Regions from separate parts of the Homo sapiens genome. Here all the other regions are linked to region 1. A link is a contact called in ENCODE Hi-C or POLR2A ChIA-PET data. All regions are on one chromosome and are shown on one strand. The core of a region is the stretch at or near the end of the contact, and the rest is flanking DNA. Distances in the headings are between cores, read along the strand shown. Region 1 overlaps MMRN2 (multimerin 2). Region 2 overlaps FAM25A (family with sequence similarity 25 member A). Region 3 overlaps BMPR1A (bone morphogenetic protein receptor type 1A).

What was found. Hi-C counts contacts between places; a loop is a spot of excess contacts on that map. ChIA-PET counts read pairs that join two places held with the same protein, here RNA polymerase II (POLR2A). Pooled maps may share reads with other maps.
Region 2: a loop to region 1 is called in a pooled map, with 6 times the contacts of the local background. The contact joins two enhancer-like sites. A Hi-C loop is called at or near these places in 5 of 50 pooled maps. POLR2A ChIA-PET finds 5 or more read pairs at or near these places in 3 of 52 experiments (H1, MCF 10A and activated T-cell).
Region 3: POLR2A ChIA-PET joins it to region 1 with 10 read pairs in WTC11. The contact joins two enhancer-like sites. POLR2A ChIA-PET finds 5 or more read pairs at or near these places in 4 of 52 experiments (A549, H1, MCF 10A and 1 more).

Annotation. Positions count from the first base shown.
Region 1 is chr10:86,936,641-86,940,758 of GRCh38, reverse strand. It overlaps MMRN2 (multimerin 2), which reads left to right. Exons shown (of 7, transcript NM_024756.3): 7 at 3,634-4,118. The coding sequence ends at 4,016. Among named protein-coding and RNA genes, the nearest start is that of MMRN2, 19 kb to the left of the region's middle. RefSeq lists enhancers at 1-390, 820-869, 1,013-1,307. Within about 2 kb of position 2,363, at least 3 of the 41 ENCODE cell types and tissues checked have a DNase peak (open chromatin) inside an H3K27ac peak, as active enhancers do.
Region 2 is chr10:87,023,434-87,027,551 of GRCh38, reverse strand. It overlaps FAM25A (family with sequence similarity 25 member A), which reads right to left. Exons shown (of 3, transcript NM_001146157.3): 3 at 2,822-3,011. The coding sequence ends at 2,878. Among named protein-coding and RNA genes, the nearest start is that of FAM25A, 5.2 kb to the right of the region's middle. RefSeq lists enhancers at 1,666-1,960, 1,336-2,186, 2,187-3,039. Within about 2 kb of position 2,106, at least 2 of the 41 ENCODE cell types and tissues checked have a DNase peak (open chromatin) inside an H3K27ac peak, as active enhancers do.
Region 3 is chr10:86,863,638-86,867,755 of GRCh38, reverse strand. All of the region lies in intron 2 of BMPR1A (bone morphogenetic protein receptor type 1A), which reads right to left. Among named protein-coding and RNA genes, the nearest start is that of MMRN2, 92 kb to the left of the region's middle. RefSeq lists enhancers at 1-152, 2,045-2,696, 2,697-3,349. Within about 2 kb of position 1,660, at least 2 of the 41 ENCODE cell types and tissues checked have a DNase peak (open chromatin) inside an H3K27ac peak, as active enhancers do.

The DNA.
Region 1 (4,118 bases), core at 1,114-3,613:
GCAGCCTGGCGTGTGGCAAGTCCAAGGCCTTGTTGAAGGTCCCGTCCCAGGCAGCCCCTGCCCCAGCTGACCCTCCCTATGGCCCAAGAGGCAATGTGGAGCAGTGGGAAGCACCCAGGCTCTGGCATCACTTGTCTGTTTCTTCCTCAGTAAAATGGCAGAATCCCTACCCATGTCAAAGTTTTGTTATGAAGACTGCTGCGTTTACCAAATACCTAGCACGAGGCTTACCTCATGTAGGAACGCAGTCAACGTTTTCCCATTTCCCCAGCATTTTCAGGGTTCAGGTTGTGTCCACCGACACTGACACTTCTCTCTTGTTTCCTCTCGTGCGTGGTGCAAGGCTTCAATATGCTGATGACTTTCAGAATTTGCCCCACGGTTTGGAAATGTGTTTACCACGACGATATTTATTTCAAAAAAATGTTGTTCTTAAAAACAAATTTCCAGGCCGGGCGCAGTGGCTCATGCCTATAATCCCAGCAGTTTGGGAGGCCGAGGCGGGTGGATCACTTGAGGTCAGGAGTTCAAGACCAGCCTGGCCAACATGGTGAAACCCCATCTCTACTAAAAATACAAAATTAGCCGGGTGTGGTGGCGGGCGCCTAATCCCAGCTACTCGGGAGGCTGAGACAGGAGAATCACTTGAACCCGGGAGGCAGAGGCTGCAGTGAGCCGAGATTGCGCCACTGCACTCCAGCCTGGGCAAGAAGAGCGAAACTGTCAAAAAAAAAAAAAAAATTAGCCCGGTGTGGTGGCAGGCACCTGTAATCCCAACTACCTGGAAGGCTGAGGCAGGAGAATCGCTTGAACCTGGGAGGCAGAGGTTGCTGTGAGCCAAGATAGCTCCATTGCACTCCAGCCTGGGCGGCAGAGTAGGACTCTGTCTCAAACACACACACACACACACACACACACAAACACACACACACACACACACACACACACACACCCCAAATTTCCCTTTATTTGTTTGTAGGAAGGCTGTAGGGCTTGAATGTGTGCCCTGCAGGGAAGCACACTCTGAGTTTGCACAGCCCTTCCCGCATCTTAGGGCCTGTCAGGCGCAAGGCTGGGTTGGGGTGGGGGTCTCTCTCTGCGGCGGAACTCCCTGCGCAGGCGCCCGGACGGAACGGCCGGAACGAGGGCCTAGCACCGGTAGAGGGCGCTGCGGGCCGGCCTTCCTTCGGCTAGGCAAGAGAACCACCTGCAGGGTGTTAGGGGAATTGCAGAGGCAGCCGCCGGCCTCTGACTTGGGCACAATCTTTTTTTTTTTTTTTTTTTTTTTTTTTTTTTTGAGACGGAGTCTCGCCCTTTCGCTCAGGGTGGAGTGCAATGGCACGATCTCGGCTCACTGCAACCTCCGCCTTCCGGGTTCAAACGATTCTCCTGCCTCAGCCTCCCGAGTAGCTAGGATTACAGGCGCCTGCCACCATGCCCAGCTAATTTTTGTAGTTTTAGTAGAGACGGGATTTCACCATGTTGGCCAGGCTGGTCTCTATCTCCTGACCTCGTGATCCGCCCACCTCGGCCTTCCAAAGTGCTGGGATTACAGGCGTGAGCCATTGCGCCCGGCATTTTTTTTTTTTTTTTTTTTTGACGGAGTTTCACTCTCGTTGCCCAGGCTGGAGTGCAACGGCGTGATCTCGGCTCACGGCAACCTCCGCCTCCCGGGTGCAAGCGATTCTCATGCCTCAGCCTCCCAAGTAGCTGGGATTACAGGTATGCCCCACCACGCCTGGCTAATTTTGTATTTTTAGTAGAGATGGGATTTCTCCATGTTGGTCACGCTGGTCTCGAATTCCCGACTTCAGGTGATCCGCCCGCCTTGGCCTCCCAAAGTGCTGGGATTACAGGCGTGAGCCACTGCGCCCGGCTGATTTGACACAATCTGAACACAAATGAGAAAGCTATTCTCAGCTGTCTAATTCTCAGAAAATCTTCCAGAACTAGAGAAAAGCAACATTTTTTTATTCACAAAGGCTTGCTGGATTGGGAGTCAAAGAGCTGAGGCTTGAGTTCCGGGACCCAAGTCAGTAATTGCTCAGCAAACTGCTCCTCTGAAGGCTTTGGTTTTATCACCTAAGAAATGGGGACCTTGTTTTAAACCCCTACAGAGGGAGCAAGTTGAGGAACCCCATGGTGGACATGACCTCGTTGGTGCCAAGGCCAGTGTCACAGCCAGGACCCAAGTAGGACTTACCTTTCCTGTGCCATCTCATGACCCTGTCCCCAGCTGCCCAACCATGCTGTCCAGGCAGCAGGACTGGCTTCTTCCTGGCTGTTTGTACACCCTCCACACATGGCAGCTTCCTCTGCTTCTGTGCCCGTGCATGGGCCTGGCACCAGTGTTCTGTCAGTGTTCCTGTCCTAAGGCTGGCCAAAGTGGTCCCTGCAGAGAACCAGAAGTCTAGAGATTCAAGGTCTGTTCCCAGGAGGCTTGGTAATTTACTAGTTGTGTGGTCTGGAGCAATAAGCTTTTTCTTTCTGGGCCTCAATTTACCCATATGTAAGATGACCAGCTTGGCCAGTAACAGTGGCTCACACCTGTAATCCCAGCACTTTGCGGGGTTGAGGTGGGAGGACCGCTTGAGCTCAGGAGTTTGAGACCAGCCTGGGCAACAGAGCAAGACTCTGTCTCTACAAAAAATAAAAAATTAGCCAGGCATGATGGCGTATGCCTGTAGACCCAGCTACTCAGGTGGCTGAGGTGGGAGGATTGCTTGAGCCCAGGAAGTTGAGGCTGCAGTGAGCCATGATCGCCAATGCACTCCAGTCTGGGCAACAAGAGACCCTTTATCAACTAAAAAAAAGAAGACCAGCTTGAAGGGGCTTCTCTTCCCTGGCTCCACCTGCTCTTTCCTTCTTTCTCCAAGGTTCTGTCTTCAACATCCAGGAGGATCCAGCCTTCATGGCTCTGCAGATACCTTCCCAGTGTTAGCATTATTATTACCTTGAGGATGGATATTTTCTCCCTCTCCCCTGAGTATCTCAAGATTCCTAGCAAGTGGTGGTCGTCTGGGAGTCAGAGACCCGTGTTCCTGTCCCAGCCTGCCATTTACAAACCATGTAGCCTTGGGCAGCCGGTGAAGGATTCAACCTGTTTTGTCAATCAGGGATACTGTCTCTCAAGGAAGTTGGAAGGAAAAGGGATCAAACGAGAAAGTGCTTTGTGGCTGGGCATGGTGGCTCACCTGCAAGCCCAACATTTTGGGAAGCTGAGGCTGGAGGATCACTTGAGCCCAGGAGCTCCAGATCAGCCTGGGCAACATAGTAAGACTCCATCTCTACGTTAAAAAAAAAAAAGGGCTGCAGTGAGTCATGACCACTGCTGCACTCCAGCCTGGGAGACAGAGTGAGTCCCTGTCTAAAAAAAAAATGAAAGTATTTTGTTAAAATGTACACCAGCTCAGACAACAGACTTGCATTTTCCTTCCTCTCTATTAGTGAAAAACAGAATTGGCCATCTAGCTTTTCTCCTGCAATAACACTGCTGTTGGGAATATCTAGGTTATCTAGAAATAGTGACCTATTTCCATTGCTAATAAGGTGAGGACGGTAGGTCTCAGGGTTTAATTTCCCACCCAATGGTGTAAGGGATGAATCACTAAGCACTGTCCTGTTATGTTTCAGGATCCCCTGTGGCCTTCTATGCCAGCTTTTCAGAAGGGACGGCTGCCCTGCAGACAGTGAAGTTCAACACCACATACATCAACATTGGCAGCAGCTACTTCCCTGAACATGGCTACTTCCGAGCCCCTGAGCGTGGTGTCTACCTGTTTGCAGTGAGCGTTGAATTTGGCCCAGGGCCAGGCACCGGGCAGCTGGTGTTTGGAGGTCACCATCGGACTCCAGTCTGTACCACTGGGCAGGGGAGTGGAAGCACAGCAACGGTCTTTGCCATGGCTGAGCTGCAGAAGGGTGAGCGAGTATGGTTTGAGTTAACCCAGGGATCAATAACAAAGAGAAGCCTGTCGGGCACTGCATTTGGGGGCTTCCTGATGTTTAAGACCTGAACCCCAGCCCCAATCTGATCAGACATCATGGACTCGCCCAGCTCTCCTCGGCCTGGGGCTCTGGCCAAGGATGGGCTGGAGGTCATTCAGTTGGTCTGTCTC
Region 2 (4,118 bases), core at 857-3,356, 87 kb before region 1:
CAACCCATTTTCATCCTTCCTAGTAGCCATGGAGCATTCCATTTAATCAACTGTACGTGCAATATTTTTTTCCAGGGGCAAGGGGCTCATATTCACACAGATGGGAGTCCAGTTGGTGAGAAGGTGGCAGGTGGCACAGCCCCCTTATACAGCATGCCATACTGGTCCACTGTCAGACCGGTGATGGCCACAGCTCCATCACCCCCAGGCTGACTCTGGCTCCTGCCTGGCTCTGCCCGGCCACCACAACCCCTGGGAACCATTCAGAGGCATCACTGGAGGGTATGTGGTTAGTGGAGCAGCTGGTTGTGGGGAGGTCTCGTTTCTTTGGTGGAAGGCATTCCTGACTCCTCTCATGAACAGGTTTCATATTGCTTTGTGGTGTTCCTGGAGCCTGGAAGGAGTTGGCTTGCTCCCTGGGGCATCAGGAGGGGCTTCTCGGTAGCTTCCCTGTACCCCTCTAGGCTTCTGGCTGGGGCGCTCACATCTGAGCTTCCAGCGGTGCTTCTGAGCAGCTGTAGTAAGCGTCCTCCCGGCTGGCTCGGGAGCTCACAGCGCTTCCCGGGATCCACTTGCTCGTCCTGGAGCTGCCGCAACTGCGGCCGTCCCATCCCTGGCCCTGGAGCCGCCCCATACCCCTGTATATGCAATATTTGTTAACCAGTCCCTTTTGGTGCCCATCTAGGTACAGGTCTCATTTTTCAAGCTAAACTCTATAATACACTGGAAGTAATAGATGTCACCTCCATATTGTATGCCAAACCTAATAAGCAGAGCAAAACTTTTCATCCAAGTGATTTGGTTAACATTTTAGGATGTTTCTAATCTCTCAGTAATACAAATATGCTACAGTAGATCTGTGTGTTTATCCTTTGGGCACCTGTGTGTGCCTGTGCACACCTGGCGAATAAAGTCCTGTGAGAGGAACCGCCATCCAAAAAGGGTGTTTCAGTCTGTACTGCCACCAACAATGTGCTGATGCCTCTGAGCTTGCGTTTGGATCAGGAGAATTTGAAAGTCATCAGGAACCAAACCAGGATACAAGGTCCACTGTAGCTGGAAAGTGGCAAACATTCCAAAGCTAAGACATTGGCTATTCCTGGGCTGTTCACAAACTGTGAGGCCACTTCTAGATGAGATCCAGAAAAAGGGTGAGCAGCTCACTTATTTTTTAAGCAAAACACCTTTTCTTCTCATTTCTGCTAAGAACAAATAGCTTCCAGCAAGAGAAATAGGGGATGCAATATTTTTACAAATTACTTCTCTTTTTTTTAATTAAAAAAATGTTAAGTTAAATGCTACTTAAAGATATGTTTAACCTCTATGATACTGACTTGCTCATGAGAAGAAAGAGAGAAGGCCAGGCATCTTGCCCACTAATACCCACTATCAACACTTAGGCCTGACATCAGTCGCTAAATATTCTGGGCTGGGCACGGTTGCTCACGCCTGTAATCCCAGCACTTTGGGAAGCCAAGACAGGTGGATCATGAGGTCAGGAGATCGAGACCATCCTGGCTAACATGGTGAAACCCCGTCTCTACTAAAAATACAAAAAATTAGCCAGGAGTGGTGGCGGGCACCTGTAGTCCCAGCTACTGGGGAGGCTGAGGCAGGAGAATTGTTTGAACCCAGTAGGCAGAGGTTGCAGTGAGCCAAGACCGTGCCACTGCACTTCTGCCTGGGCAACAGAGTGAAACTCCGTCTTAAAAAAAAAAAAATCAACAGCAGCTTCTAGGATGACTGAGCAGTGACTCAGTCTCTCCTTGACCAGATTCTGTAACTCTCCAGCAGAAATGCTTATCTGATCTCTGCGAGAACAGGAAGCAGCTCAGTGGGGGCCTTCCTTGCTAAATTCTTCATCAAGCTGGTCTGTTATCTGCCCTGAGTCCTGCAAAAACATCTCAAGAAAAATCCCAAAAACATGCAAGACAAATGAGGGTCCTCCCTTAGCATGTCTTGAAGCACTGAGGCACCTGAAAGTTACATATAGTTTCCGGGGAAACAGTTTTTTAGGAAATGTAGCACAGACACTAACTATTCTTCCAGAAGAGCCCCTTCCTGACATGAAAGATCTTACTTAGCATGACAGAGAAGCATCTGATTCATCATGAGGACCTATCCAGCCAGCAGCAGGGGCCCCAGTGCCAGTGTCCACCTCAACAGAGGAGACACGGGGGACATGCAAAGTGTTTCTGTTGAAAAATACTTCACCTAGGGTGACTATAGTTAGCAGCAATGTATTGTATATTTCAAAGTAGCTAGAAGGCTAGGTACAGTATCTCATGCCTATAATCCCTGGGCATTTTGGGAGGCCCAGGCAGGCAGATCACCTGAGGTCAGGAGTTCGAGACCAGCCTGGCTAACATGGTGAAACCCCATCTCTACTAAAAATTAAAAAAATAAAAAAATAAAAATAATAAAAATTAGCCGGACGTGGTGGCCTGCGCTTGTAGTCCAAGCTACTCGGGAGGCTGAGGCAGGAGAATTGCTTGAACCTGGGAGGCAGAGGTTGCAGTGAGCCGAGATCACACCATTGCCCTCCAGCCTGGGCGACAGAGCAAGACTCTGTCTCAAAACAAAAACAAAAACAAAAACAAAAAAACAAAGTAGCTAGAAGAAGGGACTTGAAATGTACCCAACACATAGTAATACCAAATATTCAAGGTGATAGACACCCCAAACACCCTGATTGATCACTATTCTGTGCATGTAATAAATACTTAAATGTACTCCATAAATATGTAAAATATGTTATATCAACAAGAAAATACTTTGCCTAGTGTTTCCATCCAAATGGGTATAAATCCAGCGCTCAATGTACACATGTCATGGCTTTTTATTGAGACTGGGGAAGGGCCGTGGTAGCAGGTGCACTCACTGTCCAAGTTTGTCCAGACTCTCTGCTGCATGGGTGATGGCATTTGTGACTGTGTTGGTCACTGTCTCAGTGATTTCCTTCATCTTTTTGTCCCCTGACTCTTGGGCTTTCTTTATGGCTTCAGCAATGGCTGTTGGAAAGAAAGAGGAAGAATGTCCTAGTGATCCACCCGCTGAACTTGTGTCCCCTTGAGTGGCCTGTGGGATGTGGCCATCTTAATGGATTAGTCTCTGGAGTGGCCCGATGGGACCAAGGGCAGCAGGATTACTGCAGAATGAATTTGAATTTGGTTTTAATTTCCCCAACAACTTGCATTTCTTCAACTGTGAGTGAGACTGAGCATCTACTCATGGGTACATTGCCTGCTTATCCTTTTTTCTGGAAAATGCCTGCTTATGTCTTTTGACCATTTTTATATTGGGTTGTTATATTGGATTATCATTTTTATGACAAATATTTTTCATCAGTGTGTAATTTTTCTTTTGGCTTGGTTTATAGTTTTTTTTTTTTTGGCTATAGAAAATTTCAGTTTTGGATTGTCAAATTTACTTAATATTTCCTTTATGGCGCTGATTTTTTTGTCATGGTTCTAAAGATTCTCCCCTCTCCAAGATTAGGCCAAAGTCTTTTATGTTATTACTATGTCTAAATGTTTATGATGTCTTCCCCCTCAAAACTCATACGTTGAAATCCTCAGTCTTAATGTAATGATATTAAGAGGTGGGGCCTTTGGGAGGTTGAAATTAGCACCCACATAAAAGAGACCACAGAGAGCTAGCTCCTTCCACCATGTGAGGACAGAGCTGGGCCCATCCACGAACCAGAAAGACTCCCTCACCAGATGCCAAATCTGCCAGTGCCTTCCTTGATCTTGGACTTCCCATCCTCCAGGAGTGTGAGAAATTTCTGTTGTTTCTAAGTCGCCCAGTTTATGGTTTGTTTTTGTTTTTGAGACAGAGTCTTGCTCTGTCACCAAGGCTGGGGTGCAGTGGTGCAATCTCAGCTCACTGCAACCTCCGCCTCCCAGGTTCAAGGGAGTATCCTGCCTCAGACTCCTAAGTAGCTGGGATTACAGGCATGTGCCACCACGCCCAGCTGGTTTTCGTATTTTTAGTAGCAACGGGGTTTCACCATATTGGTCAGGCTGGTCTTGAACTCCTGACCTCAGGTGGCCCACCCACCTTGGCCTCCCGAAGGGCTAGGATTACAGGCGTGAGCCACTGCACCTGGCCTATGG
Region 3 (4,118 bases), core at 411-2,910, 72 kb after region 1:
ACCTCAACATTAGATGCAGAAGAAATGCTTCCAGGTTTCTGAAACATTTTTCAAATAGATAATCTGTTTTCAAAACATCATTCAACCTTGTACTACAAATTCCCTAACCTAGTTTCTCCAAAGCTTTTTTGTTTAACTGTATTCAACAACAACAACAAAAGTCTCACAATTACAACTAGATTGTACTACACAGCAATCTTTGGCATATCTGTACTTCGAAGAGATTCGTAATGTCTGTCAGCTGTCTATTTAAGAGACCTAGGTGTCACTCTTCTGTTTCTCCTCTAGAACACGCAGAAATGACCAAAAACAGGCGAAGTGAATCAGTTATTGCAGAACTGTCTGGAAAGGGAGAGGGTCTGGTCACCCCATAGGCATACAATGGGTACAAGTTGACTACTCCTTATTAGAAATGCTTGGGACCAGAAGTGTTTTGGATTTTGGATTTTTAAATTTGTAATATTTGCACTATCTATACTTACTGGTTCAGCAACTCAAATCCAAAACACCTAATGAGCATTTCCTTTGAGCGTCATGTCAACACTCAAAAACTTCAGGTTTTACAGCATTTCAGATTTCAGATTTTTGGATTAGGGATGCTCAACCTTTACTGGTAAATTGAATAGAGAAAAAAACAGTTTAATGTGGTGGTAAAGAGTTCAGAGTCTAGCCTAAAACAGATGATCTAGGTATTTTGTGCAGATTAAATCAGAGAAACTCAGATATGTGGTGGTATTTAATGGTACCTGCTTAGCATCCCATTGTCACTGTCATTTTTATAACTTACAAATTAGTTTTACGTGCATTATCCCATCTCTGTGATCCTTACAGTAAGTAAAATCATTCCTACTTACAGAGAAAAGATAGGTTCAAGGAGATAAATAACTTGCTGAATTCCATGTAGCTAGTATATATGACAAACTAACACCCAGGTTTTCTAATCCAAAGTGCAGTGTTTTGTCGGGTATACCATGAGCACATATGTTAAACAGGAAACTGGAAGTTATTTTTTACTGAACCCTGTAAGATCTTTTTTCATCTTCATAACTCTGAAAAAAAAAAAAATGAAGCGCAAAGAAACTTGCCTGAGTTGGCCGGGCATGGTGGCTCACGAGGTCAGGCGTTCGAGACCAGCCTGGCCAACATAGTAAAACCCTGTCTCTACTAAAAATACAAAAAATTAGCCAGGCGTGGTGGCAGGCACCTGCAAACCCAGCTACTCAGGAGGCTGAGGCAGAAGAATCACTTGAACCCAGGAGGTAGAAATTGCAGTGAGCCAAGATCACACCACTGCACTCCAGCTCAGGTGACAGTGCGAGACTCCATCTCAAAAAAAAAAAAAAAAAAAAAAAAAAAGAAAGAAACTTGCCCAACTTAACACAACCAGTAAGTGGCAGGTTTGCTGCTGACAAAGCCCAAATTCCACTTGTTACTGCATGTTAAGGCGCTGGCAGGAAAGTAATGAGATTAAAAAACAGAAAGTACTGTGTCCCTTTTTACACTATCGCTTTTCAGCCAAAAAAAAAAAAAAAAAGCTCCCTCTTCTATCTATAGATTCTGCTTTCTGATGCTGGAGCTGGGATGCTGCTGACAATATGTCCTTCACCAGCTGGTTCCTGGAGAGGCTCTGCCAACTGGGGAACTAGAGAAAGCTGGAAGAGGGGAGAAGGGACTTTCTTTTTCCCAATTTGGTTCGCTGTTCCTGTCAGTTGCCTGAATGCCACTGGCATTCAATTGGCAGCAGCAATCTACACTCTCTGCTTCCTTCCACACTCCCAGAACCAACCCCATGGAATCCTTTTAGGCCCAGTGGTGCCTACTACTCAGGATCTCAGTCCCAGCTCCTCAAAAACCCAGCTTTGCACTCCCCTCAGGCATCAGCAGTGGCTGGGTTACCACCCCCTCCTAAGAGGATCTAAAAATATGTAGGTGACTTTTTGGTTGGAATAATGTCTGGGATATGACAGGACATACAGTTTGACCAGGGACCAGGATAGAAAATGCAATGTGCAGGGACAATCCTTCAAAATAAAGAACCAAATGCTAACAGTACTCTCCTTGTTGAGAAATACTGGTTCTTTTTTTGTGGGGGCAGGGGAAGATAATTTCTTTTTGTCAACTCAATTTGTAGAGAAACACTGATTCTTGCCTAGTTTCATGTGCGTCTGTGTGAAGAGACCACTAAACAGGCTTTGTGTGAGCAATAAAAGCTTTTAATCACCTGGGTGCAGGCGGGCTGAGTCCTAAAAGAGAGTCAGCGAAGGGAGATGAGGGTGGGGCCGTTTTATAGGATTTGGGTAGATAAAGGAAAATTACAGTCAAAGAGGAGTTGTTCTCTGGCGGGCAGAGTGGGGGTCGCAAGGTGCTCAGTGGGGGAGCTTTTTGAGCCAGGATGAGCCAGGAAAAGGACTTTCACAAGGTAATGTCATCACTTAAGGCAAGGACTGGCCATTTTCACTTCTTTTGTGGTGGAATATCATCAGTTAAGGCAAGGACTGGCCATTTTCACTTCTTTTGTGGTGGAATGTCATCAGTTAAGGCATGGACCGGCCATTTACACTTCTTTTGTGGTGGAATGTCATCAGTTAAGGTGGGGCAGGGCATATTCATTCTTTTGTGATTCTTCAGTTACTTCAGGCCATCTGGGCGTATATGTGCAAGTCACAGGGGATACGATGGCTCGGCTTGGGCTCAGAGGCCTGACATTCCCGCCTTCTTATATTAATAGGAAAAATAAAACAAAATAGTGTTGAAGTGTTGGGGCGGCGAAAATTTTTGGGGGGTGGTATGGAGAGAGAATGGGCGGTGTTTCTCAGGGCTGCTTCAAGCGGGATTAGGGGCGGCGTGGGAACCTAGAGTGGGAGAGATTAAGCTGAAGGGAGATCTTGTGGTAAGGGGTGATATTGTGGGATTGTTAGAAGAAACATTTGTCGTATAGAATGACTGGTGATGGCCTGGATACGGTTTTGGATGAATTGAGAAACTACAAGGTCCCAATAAAAGAAGTAGAAAAATGGGTATTAAAGGACAGAATTGGGAGACCCAGGACATCCAATTAGAGAGTGCCCAAGGGGATTCAGCATAATTACTTGCTTGGTTGGCAAGTTTTTGGGCTCTATCCTTGAGTTTTTTTATGTTGTCATACACTAGGCCAGATTGATTTAGGTAAAAACAACACTCTTCATTTAAGAATATACAGAGTCCTCCTTTTTCAGCAGTGAGTAAGTCAAGGCCTCGGAGTTGTCCTTGGAGGACAACTGCAGCTGAAGAGTCAACTAGGGCCTGGAGGACTGATAAAGTTTGTGATATGTCTGTGATGCTAGCAGAGAAGTCATTAGACAGGCTACGGAAGGTCGTGACAGAGGTTGAAATGCCTGTTATTCCAGTACCGAGAGCAATAGTGGAGGCAGAAACTCCTAAACCGACCATCAAGGGAATTAGTGGAATAACTTTTTTTTGTCGTGTCGGTGTCATGAGGGGAACAGGGAGCTCTTCGGTCCCATTTGCAAACTGAATTTTGGGGATAAAGAAAACTAGTGTGCATGTGCCTGTCTAATTAGCAGGTAGACACATGTAGGTAGAGGATCCACAGAGGAAGAAGAGACCTTGTGCGAGGCAAAACTGGAGATGTAAAGTAAAAAGGTGAGAAGGAGTGCTGAAAAGGGTATCATACTTCATTACTATCTAATGGTTCCTTTGTAGTTCCAGCTGGTCAAGTGGCAACACTATTAAATCTCTAAGAAGAAAAATTATCTTGATCAAACTAATGTATGAATACAATTTTACTTTTTTTCCCTTCCCACCTGACTGCTTTAAAAAGGAATTGTTTTGTTAACCATGGTGCTTGTACAATGCAAAAGCAATTTTTAAAAATCAATCATTTCCACTTATGTAACTATTTAAAAATTTTTTTTAATTCAGGGTACAAAGATTTCCCCTAAGATCTCAGGAGTAGAGGCTCTTACACTAAGCATATTCTATCTTCCCTGCCACAAAAAGTTCAGGGGCGAGCTGGTCTAATAGTCTCAGGACTTTGACTGACCCTGCAGTGACAAAGTCACTCTCTCAGACTCAATATGAATAAGGCAGTCCCAGAAACTGCTGGCAGCTATGTTGGG